Linked DNA regions of Homo sapiens: region 2 is linked to region 1. Evidence: chromatin contacts called from ENCODE POLR2A ChIA-PET data. All regions are on one chromosome and are shown on one strand. The core of a region is the stretch at or near the end of the contact, and the rest is flanking DNA. Distances in the headings are between cores, read along the strand shown. Region 1 holds the start of PDPK1 (3-phosphoinositide dependent protein kinase 1). Region 2 holds the start of PAGR1 (PAXIP1 associated glutamate rich protein 1).

Region 1 (5,968 bases), core at 1,035-3,534:
TTAGCATCAGACTGGGCCAGGCCACTGTCTGCCTTCACGCTCGCACTGCTCCCCCTGTTGGCTGTCCACGCGGACACACAAGGGAAAGTTCACTGGGAAGGGGGCTTCTCACACAGGGCCTACAGGGCCACCCTAAAGTCCAGATGCAAACCCACTTGAACCCTGAAGATCTATCCATCCTCAGGTGAAAATCCAGGATCAGGGCTGCCTCTACCATTACAGACAGGAAACACGGCATGTTCTCACATACGTACACATGGGGGAATCCAGCTGACAGATGCAAAACGCTCGTTCGTGACACTTCCTCATGTGGAAATCCATCTTGCATTCTATCATTCTTGCTCACTGGATTCCAGTGTTTTTGTGCAAAAAAGCCATCTCATGCGAAGAAAACTGCAGATATGAAATGTCCATCATGTGGAACTGCCAAGGCCATGAGAAAATTTGCTCTTTCCTCTTCCCGTGGATGACACCAAATACACACCTTGCATTGGAACAGCGTTACTGGGTGCGAGTTAACCTCACAAATTTCGCCATGACTGTCACTGGGTGCAGGTTAACCTCACAAACTTCGACATAACTCTCGGCCCCAGCCTCCACTGAGCCTGGCCAATCCGCCTAATTCATGTTTTTATGTTACCCGGGCCACTCTGGTGTACAGCCACACATGTCGAAATAGCGAAAGGCATCCCTTCAACATTTTTCTCAGCTGAACCTTCTTCCTTAACACGCATCTCTACAAAGTCCACGAGTGAGCTGCAGAAAGTTCAAGAGCCTCCTGACGTAGTTACAAAATTCAGCGTCACTCTGCCTTTTTCTCAGAAGAGGGCCCATACCTTTCCTCAGGTTCTCAAACAGACTCACAACCCCCCACTCCCCGCCCCACAAAAAAAAAGATCAAGAACGCCTATCAAAAAGCCACATCTGCCGGGCGTGGTGGCTCACGCCTGTAATCCTAGCACTTTGGGAGGACGAGGCGGGCAGATCACTTGAGGTCAGGAGTTCCAGACCAGCCTGGCCAACATGGCGAAACACCTTCTCTACTAAAAATACAAAAATTAGCCGGGCATGGTGGCATACGCCTGTAATCCCAGCTACTCAGGAGGCTGTGGCAGGAGAATCGCTTGAACCCGGGAGATGGAGGTTGCAGTGAGCTGAGATCGCATCACTGCACTCCAGCCTGCGCGTCGAGAGGGAGACTCCATCAAAAAAAAAAAAAAAAAAAAGCCGCATCCTGGAAGACACGGGATCAATTAAATTTCTTGGGTTTTCCTTCATTTAAAATATTTGCCTTTTAAATCAAATGTTAAAGCCATGTAGACGTTCTTCCATCACCCACTGCACATCGCATACAAGGCATAAATTTTTAAACCGTCGTCCCCAGACTGTAGAACTTAGCATATGGAAAACATAAAAACACGAGGGATACTTTTAGCGATAGAGAGAAAATATAGAAACACCAGCGACACTTTTAGCAAAACATTTCACCCAACAAGTGGTTTGTTTTGGTCCTTCCCCTAAAATCCCTCCTACCTGTCAAGCTCACTTTCCCCTCGGTGATCCTGCACATTCGGCCTCCCAGGGGCTTCCCACAACGCTGAGCACAGCCACGGGCAGCAAAAGCACCCAAATGCCCCTTGGCCGGGCCGTGAAAGGCGAGTTTTCCCGACCACTGTCATCAAGAATCTGGAAAAGGGGGCCCAGGAGCATCAGGTGCTTTCAGCAAGAACTTGCACCTTCTGCTTCTCTCGCAGGCGGAGGCGCCAAGGACCCCGTTCCAGGTGGAAGCCCAGGGCGGTTCCTCTACAGACAGAACCGAAAGGTAACCCTGGAGGCTCGGCTCCAGGCTGCGCCAAGCCGAAAACAAACTTTCCAGGCACTTCCACCCCGCTGGGCCGGGTGACACCTCCCGGCCTCCCCCGCCCTCCGCGCGTCTGTCAGCGCCCCCGGCCAGGCCGCCGCCCGCCGCAACCCAGGCCCGGTCTCCCCGCCGCAGCCAAGCAGCGCCCTCGGCCGGCGCCCGCCATCCCCGGCCCGGCCGCCCGGCTGCAGGTAAGGAGGCACCCGGCCCTCGGGACCCCGGGCCGCCCCGCCTCGCCGGACCCGGGCGGCCGCCGGACCCGGCAGGGTAACAAACCGGCGCGTCCAGTCCGCCGCCGCGCGCTCACCAGCTGGCTGGTGGTCCTGGCCATGGGCCCCGCGTCGGCGCGGGCGCCTCCCCCGCAGCGCTGCGCGGCTCGGCGCCTCCTCAGCGTCCTCCTCCCCGAAGCGGAGCCCCAGCAATGGCCGCCCTCATCCTGCGCCCGCCCCGTCGCCCGCCGCCCCCCGCCCCCGGCGCCGCCCCGCCCCCGCGCGGCGCCGGGCAGGACTTCCGTCGCGCCGCAGCCGACGCCCGCGCCCATTGGCCGCGCCCATCGTCGCTCCGCCGCGGCCTTAGTGGGCTCCGCCTCCGCTCCAGCTGCATTTCCGGGTTGGGGCCTGGCGGGCGGGAGAGGCCCGACCCCGCCTGGGGAGGGGGACCTCGCGCGAACCAATCCCAGGGCCTGCGGGGCGGGGCTGGGCGGGGCTGGGCGGGGCAGGGGGCGAGCTGTCATTCCGGCATCCCAGACCGGGAAACTGAGGCTCAGAGGGGACCAGGCTCCGGCCAAGGTCACGCCCGAGGTAGCGGCGGAGCTGTGCTCGAACCCGGAACTCGGATTCCGGAGCCGGCTCTGCGTAAACTCAGAGGCGCAACTTTGCTAGTTTCACAACTAACAAGCGTTCACGGAAGGAAATCTGGGCTATCAAGTCACATTCACGGCCGGGCACGGTGGCTCACTTTGGGAGGCGGAGGTCGAGGCGGGCGGATCACTTGAGGTGAGGAGTTCGAGGCCAGCCTGCCAACATGGAGAAACCCTGTCTCTACTAAAAATATACAATTAGCCGGGCGCCTTGTAGTTGTTAATGTCGATAATGTTTTTTTGTGTTTTTTTGTTTTGGGTTTTTGGTTTTTTTGAGATGGAAATTTGCTCTGTTGCCCAGGCTGGAGTGCAGTGGCTCGATCTCTGCTCACTGCAACCTCCGCCTCCCGGGTTGAAGCGATTCTCCTGCCTCAGCCTCCCGAGTAGCTGGGACTACAGGCATGTGCCACCACACACAGGCAAATGTTTGTATTTTTTTGTAGAGACAGGGTTTCACCATGTTGGCCAGGGGCTGGTCTCCAACTCCAGTGATCTGTCTGTCTCCGCCTCCCAAAGTGCTGGGATTACAGGTGTGAGTCACCACGCCCGGCCAACTTTATTTTTTTTTGAGACAGAGTCTCTGTCGCCCAGGCTGGAGTGCAGTGGCGCGATCTCGGCTCACTGCAAGCTCCGCCTCCCGGGTTCACTCCATTCTCCTGCCTCAGCCTCTCCGAGTAGCTGGGACTACAGGCGCCCGCCACCACGCCCAGCTAATTTTTTTGTATTTTTAGTAGAGACAGGGTTTCACCGTGGTCTCAATCTCCTGACCTCGTGATCCGCCCGCCTCTGCCTCCCAAAGTGCTGGGATTACAAGCGTGAGCCACCGCGCCCGGCCAACTTTATTTTTTTTTATACTGACACATGCCCATGCAGTTCTTGAGTAATGCACAGAAAAATCGGAAGCAGTGAAGGACAAACAGCTTGAGGAACTAGTACACAGTGAACTCTAGAACACGGAGCCCAGGGTGGAGGAGCCTCGGGGCAGGGGCCAAGGGCCAAGGGTCAAGGGTCACAAGAAGAAAGCATCTGAGCAGGCACCAGGGGACAGGGGAGAGAGGGGCAGCTGAAGGTCAAAGAAGAAAGGACAGTTCTCAGTTGTCCTGGGGGCCCCAGTGGCAGCCAGAATGCTTGGCCAAGCCCAAGGCAAGCTAGACCAGGAAACCCCTCGCCCTCTGGCGACACAGACAAATCTCCCCATGGGTCAGGTCCAGTGGCTCATCCCAGGACACCGCACAGACAGCGGATGTCTCACCTGGCCCAGCACGGTTCTCCCGACCCGGGCTGGAGGAAAGAGACTGACCCCTCTCTTTATCTCACCCTTTCCTGCCGAGAACCTCTGTCTATGGCCAATGGATGACCTCAGGCCAAGAATGCAATAACTTGGCCTGACGTTGTGAGGTCACGGTCCATCCAGGGAGGGGCAAGAAAATGACCACAACCATCCCGGGAGGGGCTGGAAAGCTGCCTCATGTGCGTGGCACTGTGCTGCGTCTACGTGTTCCTCACTCGCCTCTACAATGCTCATGGCACGAGGGAGGAAACGGGGGTGCAGAGGCTAAGGAACGTGCCCAAAGCCCTACAGCTGGTGTATTAGTTATATACTGCTGTGTAACAAATTGCCTCAAAACTTTGATGTGTAAAACAACAAAGAAACTCATGGCTCCTGCGGGTCTGGAATCCAGGAGAGGCCAGGCTGGGTGGTCTGGCTCAGGCTCTCTTGTGAAGTTGCCATCAAGATGCTGCCAGGACTGAGTCATCTAAAGGCTAGAGCAGGGCCGAAAGATTCACTTCCTAAAAGGTTCATTCCCACGTTCCCACAGCTGTGGGCTGGAGGCCTCCGTCCCTCACCAGTGCGGCCTCTTCCCAGGCGTGTGTGTTTTCAAGCCCCAGCAGCTGGCTTTCCCCAGAGCGAGTGGCCCAAGAAAAAGAGAACACACACAAGATAGAAGCCGCTGCGTCTTTAATGACCTAACCTCAGAAGTGACACACCATCACTTCCAACACATCTGCTGGTCACACACAACCCTGGTAGAAAGTGAACGGGCGTGTTTTGGGAGGCTGAGGCAGGAGCACTGCTTGAGGCTAGGTGTTTGAGAGCAGCCTGGGCAACAAAGTGAGACCCTGTCTCTAACAAAAAAAAAACTTTTTAAATAAAATCTTTTAAAAAGTGAAACAAGGTTACACAAGGGTATGAAATCCAGAAGGGGCCATTCCTGGGGGCCCCCCTTCAAGCTAGTTGAGGACAGAGCCAGGATTCCAATCTCAGGGAGAGACACAGAGAAGCTAGAAGCACAGGCCCAGCCTGGACCCTGCAGGTGTGCACACCAGAAGGCCCTGAGTTACAAAGCCAGGGAAGGAAGGGCTCTCCCAGCAAGGATCCCAACCTGGATTGCATCTCTAGACTGACCCTGAAGCTACTCAGTAGCGTCTGGAAAGGAGACTAAAGGGGAAAATAGGGGGCAGGGAGATCAGGTGAGAGAAAAGGGGGCTCTCAAAAGACAAGAGCACTGGCTAGGCGCTGTGGCTCACACCTGTAAGCCCAGCACTTTGGGAGAGTGAGGTGGGTGGATCACTTGAGGTCAGGAGTTGGAGACCAGCCTGGCCAACATGGTGAAACCCCGTCTCTACTAAAAATACAAAAATTAGCCAGGCATGGTGATGGACGCCTGTAATTCCAGCTACTCAGGAAGCTAAGGCAGAAGAATCTCTTGAACTCGGGAGGCAGAGGTTGCAGTGAACCAAGATCGCACCACTGCACTCCAGCCTGGGTGACAGAGGGAGACTCTGTCTTAAAAAAAAAAAAAAAAAAAAGGTCTCCTGGCTGCCTCTGGCCCACAAGGCCCTGGTCACATGTCTGAGGCTCCCAATATACATTCGCTGGGCTGCGGATACATGGATGGATGGAAGATACAAAGTCATTCAGTGGTTTCCAAGCCACCAGGTAAATATCCTCCCATATAAGCCATACCAAGGGAGAATCAGACTTGACTGGGAGTCAGGAAACAGAAAGTTGCATGAGATCTTAGGCAAGTAATTTCCCCTCCTTAAACCTCAATTATCCCCGCTGTAAAATGGGCTGGCTCAACAACTGCTAAAAGTCCCAAAAGTGGAAAATATCCAGTGTTGGTAGGAATGCAGAGAAAGGGGCACGTTCATGTACCGATGATGGGAACATCATATTTCCTTTAAACCTGAGCACTGGGAATTCCTGTCCTAGGCCCTTCTCTCTAAAAGGCAGAATAATGTCC
Region 2 (6,281 bases), core at 3,716-6,215, about 27 Mb before region 1:
CTAGTTTTCACTTTCTCCTCCCAAAAAGGAAAGAACCTTGGTCACTAAATTCTACGCCTTCTGGAAATCACTCTGCTAATGACTTCCTGAATGATCGACTGAGACCAACAGCTGGCCCAGCCCTGCATGGAGGAGTAAGAAACCCTCATCTGTCAGAGTTAAGGGGCCTGAATGGGTACAGGTCACATTCTTGGAGCTCAAGGTGACAGGCCAGAGCCCAGGTCCCCAGGACAGTGCAGGTGAGTAGAGCAAGCACCGATCTAGGGCTAAGATGGGGTCTGAATGACCCTGTAAGGTTCCCCACCTGATTTCCCAGGTGGGACCCTGAAGTCAGAGAGAGGCCTGAGAGTTGCAGGGGGGTGGGGGACCGGTGTTGGTGTTAATCTGCCTTTACTTCAAAACCCAGAAGACTCCCAACTATTGGAAAGTGAAACCTCCAAAAGCAAAGCCACCACCCATCCTCCTTCCCCACTCTGATTCAGACATGTTTTCCCTGCCCCAGCAGAAGCAAGGCCCTTCAAAGCAAGACAGGACTAAAGAGAGCCTCAAGGGATACAAAGATCTGCCCCTGATTTGGGGTTTGGGGGGCTAGTACAATGTACTCACATCTAGAAGTGCAGGTAGCTGCAACAAACGCCTCAGATGGGGAACTCTCACCCTGCCTTGGGGATCACTTCCCGGCAGGGCAAGGCAGGCCAAGCCCAGGGGTGGGGCTTGGGAGTTAAAGGGCCCGTGTGCAGCTGGTTCTCATTTTATCCTCCGGGCTGCTTCTGCTGCAGCTGAAGGCACACTGCTCCCTGAGTGCTCATGGGTTTCTACCTTGGAGCCAGCTGGCTGCACTGGAGTGGGACTGGGAGGAGTTGGAGGGCCCGAGATGGGACAGGTGCTAACTGAGGGCACCTCTACCCATCTGGCTTTCATTTTCCAATCTGGGTGAGTACAATTCTGCCTCTCCCTTCAAGTGGGGCCTAACTGTTGAGCTACAGCTACAGCCCCTCCTTTTAAGAGATGATAGCTCTGCATCTTTTATTTCAGACTCAGAAAATTCAGTCCAGGTCTCTGAATAGGTGTTCAATAGAAAACACACACTCACACACTCTCTCTATATAGATGTTCAATAGAAAACACACACACTCTCTCTATAGGTGTTCAATAGAAAACACACACACACACTCTACAGGTGTTCAATAGAAAAAACACACACACACACTCACACTCTCTCTTCCTCTTTCCCGCAACGTGCTGTTTGGGAGCTTGAGGTTTCTCTCTTCTTCCCAAGTTTCTCAATGTCTGGGCTGGGGAAGGAGGGCCCAGGCTCCAGCAGGTACGGACACTGCACCCTAGAGGCAGGAGCAGTGGGAATCAGTATTTCCGCTGCCGAGGGAAGAGACTACTCCCGGAGGATCGGAGTGGGGGGCTGGCGGGGCTGGGGTCCTCCGAGTCCAGGCTGAAGAGGTCCCTCCCGGTACGAAGGATCTGCTCCTCCAGCTTCTTGTGTCTCTTCATGTCCGACAGCACCTTGTCCAGGCGGGCCTCCCGTTTCTGGCTCCGGGCTGAGCTTCCTGGAGAAGAGGAAGGTAAGATACATGGAAGGGATGGAGGTGGTGTACACCATACCTGCCTGGACCTCACTCATCACTTGGGGAGCTGGTTAAACATGCAGGTCCCCAGGCCTCTGTCTTGGAGGACCTGAGGTTCAGGGTTGGACCTCAGAGAGGGTGAGAAGCAAAGATCTTGATTGACAGGAAGGCACAGGTAATGTGAAGAACAGGGAGGAACATACTGGGCAGGGGAATGGCAAGGGTAGAGGCCCCAGGACAAGAACAGAGTTCTGTTCAAAGAAGAGTGCAGGCCGGGCATGGTGGTTCACGCTTGTAATGCCAGCACTTTGGGAGGCTGAGGTGGGCAACTCACGAGGTCAGGAGTTTGAGACCAGCCTGGCCAACACAAAAAATTAGCTGGGCGTGGTGGTGGGCGCCTGTAATCCCAGCTACTTGGGAGGCTGAGGCAGAAGAATCGCTTGAACCCGGGAGGTGGAGGTTGCAATGAGCCAAGATCGCACTACTGCACTCCAGCCTCGGTGACACAGCTACACTCCGTCTCCCCTACTCGCCAAAAACAAAAACAAAAAAAAGAGTGCAGAGAACTGGAGGTGGCGGGAAAAGCGCTTGGATTCTCCTTTGACATGCTCTTCCCTGGCAAGATGGAATCCCTTGGAAAATTTTAAGTGGAAAAGTGACACGATTTATGGCTGAGTGCAGCAGCTCACGCCTGTAATTCCAGCACTTTGGGAAGCTGAGGCAGGCACTTTGGGAAGCTTTAGGTCAGGAGTTCAAGACCAGCCTCGCCAACATGGCGAAACCCCCTCTCTACTAGAAAATACAAAAATTAGCTAGGCGTGGTGACGTGTCCTTGTAATCCCAGCTACTCAGGAGACTGAGGTAGGAGAATCGCTTCAACCCAGGAGGTGGAGATTGCAGTGAGCCAAGATCATGCCACTGCACTCCAGCCTGAGCAAGAGAAAGACTTCGTCTCAAAGAAAAAAAAAGTGATATGATTTATGTTTTAAAAGGTTCATCTGAATTGCAGAAGCTGGAAGCAGAGAGCCCAGTTAGGAGCTACTACAACTATCCAGGCAAGAAAGACAGTGGCTTGGATGGGGATGTGGTATTGAAAGTGGAGACTAGCAGAGGTACTTGGAAATGTACATCTTATAGCTACCAAGACTTGCTGCTGGTGTGAATGTTCAGGTAAAAGAGAGAGAAATCAAGAATGGCTCTAGGCTGGGTGCAGTGACTCATGCCTGTAATCTCAGCACTTTGAGAACCGAGGCGGATGGATCACTTGAGCTCAAGAGTTCGAGACCAACCAGTCTGGGCAACACAGCAAGACTCTGTCTCTCCACCCCTCAAAAAAAAGAAAAAAGGAAAGGCATGACTCTGAGGGTAAATTCTAGGAAGGCATGTGGGGTGGGAAATGGGGCCAGCGGTGTGATTAAAGAATGTACATGGTAGTAGAGGGATGCAGATCTAGATAATATTGAAAGGCCAGGACTTGGACTTCTGGGAATGGGAAACATGATAGAATTATCTGTAATTTTCCAGAATCAATGACTAGTTGTTTTTTTAAAAAAAGAATTATCTGTAATTGTGTTTTTTGAGACGGAGTCTCACTCTCTCGCCCAGGCTGGAGTGCAGTGGTGTGATCTCAGGTCACTGCAACCTCCACCTCCCAGGCTCAAGCGATTCTCCTGCCTCAGCCTCCTGAGTAGCTGGGACTACAGGTGCCCGCCACTATGCCCGGCTAATTTTTTGTATTATAATTGTCTCTTAAAGGAAGACAAGGGGCCAGGCGCATTGGCTCATGCCTGCAATCCTAGCACTTTGGGAGGCTGAGGTGGGCGGATCACAAGGTCAGGAATTCAAGACCAGCCTGGCCAACATGGTGAAAGCCTGTCTCTACTAAAAATACAAAAATTGGCCCAGAGTGGTGGCATGCGTCTGTAATCCCAGCTACTTGGGAGGCTGAGGCAGGAGAATTGCTTGAACCCAGGAGGCGGAGGTTGCAGTGAGTTGAGATCGTGCCATTGCACTCCAGCCTGGGGGACAAGGGCAAGACTCCATCTCAAAAAAAAAAAAAAAAAAAAAAGGAAGACAAGGTAGTAATCTAAGTCATAAAGATGGTGCTACTGGGTGAATACTCTCTCCTGCAGCTGTAAGTTGTGTGGGAGCTGAGGCAGCAAGCAAAGGCCTCTAGGGGAGCCGATCTTGGGTAACTGAGCCGAGGCCCTTCACCTCCCCCAACTGTTTCCTCTTCGTTTGTACCTGGGGTGCGTCTCCGGTCAATCAGGGAGTCCTTTGGTGTCACTGGCTCATCATCAAAATCAAATTCCGTGGGCATGTGTGGTCTGGGACAGGTGAACATAGTTAAGGGTGAGGGCGGTCCTCCCTCCCACCCACACGTGTGCTTCTCCCCTGCCCGTTCCTCCTCCCCCGCTGGCTTCCCTCCCTCCACTTTCAAAGGTTCCAGCGTCCCACATTTTCCCCTCCCTATTTCCTCCCGCCATCAGGGGAGCAGCCCCGGGACAAGGTGTAAGGGTGTGCCTTTACTTTTCCTCTTCCTCTTCTTTGGCCTCCGGCTCCTCATCGGATCTCTCCTCTTCGCTCTGGGCCTCCGGCGTGGGAGGCCGGCGGGGCAGGATCTCGGCTTGCAGCTCCAGAGTACCGTGGGCAGCCAGCAGTTCATAGAGCCGCTGGATTTCGGAGGGCGGGGGCATCCAGGGCTGCCCATCCGCAGGCAGCTCCACCTCCTCGTCGCTGCAGGGCACGCACCAGTCCTCGGAGTCCTCCTCGGCAGGCTCTTCTCCCCCAGCGCTGGGGACTTCTCCCTGCGCCTCCTCGCCCCCGGACCCCTCACGCTCGGTCTCCTCTCGGCCTCCTTCCCCCTCGTCCTCGGCCTTACCGGCCGAGGCAGAGGGGCCTCCGGTATCCTCCACGGCCAGAGCCTGGAGGCCGGAGGTCACTTCCCCTTCTTCAGACAGAGGCGCCGCCGTACTGGCCGCAGTGTCTCCATGGCCCCGAGCAAGGGACATAGGCCACTAGGGCAGGGACCCTGCGACGACAGATACTGGAGTCCGAAGCCAGGGTCCCCCAGGGATCGGGCTCCCCTGGGGGTTCGGGACCGTTTCCAGCCAATCACGCTCCCGCAGGGGACTCCGCGGCCAGACCGCCCGTCCCCGGGAGGGGGCGCTCAGTCCCCACCAAGGACCCCGCCCCGGAGATCGAGGTTCGGTACTCCGAGGCTCCCGGGCCCCGCAGAAACCACTTTCCGAAAGAGGGAAAGGGGGAGGAGAGGGACGGGCCACTCTTCTCGCTTCCACGACGCCCCTCTCCACACCCGGACACGGCGCCTTCTCCCCAGACCTTTCAGTTGTGGGCCACGTCAAGTCAGATGCCGTACGCACCTGGAGCTAAGACCCGCCTCCCAGGCTGCGCAGGGTCACGCTACGCAGGCGCACAGAAATGGCGCGGGAGGCTCCGCTCTAGGCAAGGCTACTTGGAAGAGGAAAGCGAGGGAAGGCTTGCACATGCGCGAGTAAGCGCACAGGCTTCAGCCCACAGTAAAGATGGCCACCGGGAAGTCGCATGCGTATACCACCCAGTAAGGTTCTGCCAGAAAGGCAGCACCGCCGGGCCGGCGGGACGAACGCAGGAACCAACCGAGATTGGAGGCGAGTCTCATGCAGTCTCCGTTTATTGGTGTTTCAGACTCATGCAGCATCCGGCATACAAAAAGGGAGAAATCAGTTTGATAATAGCCTTTTTTTTTTTTTTTTAAGAATTTTAGTTTTTTTCTTCCCCCAGACTTTTTTTTTTTTTTTTTTTTTTTTTTTAAGGAAAAAAACCCCCGCCAAATCCGAACCGCGTTGTAGCTCGGTCCCCGCCTCCTCAGCGGGCTGTCGCGTGCAACAAACCTCCCCCATCATCTTAGAAAATAATTATAGAGCGCGGCGCCCCGCCCTCGCTCCTGCCAGTGGGCGCTTTGGTCCTATTTTTTGGATTATTTCATTACGAAGCACGTGAATGAATCTAGCCCCCACACCTTCAAGAAAGAAACTCGCGGACTGGGGTTGAAAAGCCCAGGTGGGCGGGTCAACTCCAGCTGACCTGGAAGGGTCAGCGCCGCGTCCCTCCCTTCTCCCCTGCGTGCGTTCGGAACCAGTACTCGCCACCCTCACCCGAGTCCCCATACGAGGCCCGGCTTGCCAACTCTGCGACCTGCCAGGCACCCTTGGGTGTCCGACCCTGGGTGGTCCCAGCAGAGAACAGTCCGAGCCTGGGGTTGGGGAGCCCTCTCCCAACACTGCTCCCTGCCCCCAAGCCTCGTCTAAGTGCTGTCAATTTTGCAGAGTAAACGGTGACGGGAGGTTGGAGAAGAGGATGCTTAAGGGAGATGAGGAGGCAGGAAGAGGAAGGGGGCGGGACGTGGAGAGGAAAGGGGAGATGATAAAGAAGGGAAGGAAGAGAGGACTGAGGGTTGAGAGATGCCAAGACAATGAAAGTTGGGAGGAGGCGGCCAGGGTGGAGGTCCAGAGAATTTGGGGGGCTGGAAGAAGTGCAGGGAGGCCAGGAGAGATGCAGGGAGGCTGAGAGCGCAGAGTTGGGGAGGTGTTCAGGGAGGTTTCCAGAGTGCAGGGAGGTTTCCAGAAGTGCAGGGATAGGGGGCCAAGAGGCCGGAGGGGATGCAGGCATTAGTGCAGGGAGGTTGGAACCAGTGCAGGG

Evidence for each region. ChIA-PET counts read pairs that join two places held with the same protein, here RNA polymerase II (POLR2A).
Region 2: POLR2A ChIA-PET joins it to region 1 with 14 read pairs in BJ. The contact joins the promoter of PAGR1 here to the promoter of PDPK1 in region 1. POLR2A ChIA-PET finds 5 or more read pairs at or near these places in 2 of 52 experiments (BJ and H1).

What each region holds. Positions count from the first base shown.
Region 1 is chr16:2,534,337-2,540,304 of GRCh38, reverse strand. PDPK1 (3-phosphoinositide dependent protein kinase 1) reads right to left here and starts at 2,284. Exons shown (of 14, transcript NM_002613.5): 1 at 2,169-2,284. The coding sequence starts at 2,192. RefSeq lists enhancers at 36-125, 1,189-1,889 and silencers at 2,008-2,137, 2,148-2,357, 2,468-2,777.
Region 2 is chr16:29,814,836-29,821,116 of GRCh38, reverse strand. It overlaps PAGR1 (PAXIP1 associated glutamate rich protein 1), which reads right to left and starts at 4,965. Exons shown (of 3, transcript NM_024516.4): 1 at 4,110-4,965; 2 at 3,825-3,907; 3 at 1-1,562. The coding sequence starts at 4,591. The coding sequence ends at 1,363. It overlaps PRRT2 (proline rich transmembrane protein 2), which reads right to left. Exons shown (of 4, transcript NM_145239.3): 4 at 5,236-6,281. MVP-DT (MVP divergent transcript) reads left to right here and starts at 750. Exons shown (of 4, transcript NR_186424.1): 1 at 750-933; 2 at 1,516-1,577. MVP (major vault protein) reads right to left here and starts at 655. Exons shown (of 15, transcript NM_005115.5): 1 at 607-655. RefSeq lists enhancers at 1-221, 1-250, 5,014-5,263, 5,514-5,733, 5,626-6,255 and 1 more and a silencer at 4,654-4,823.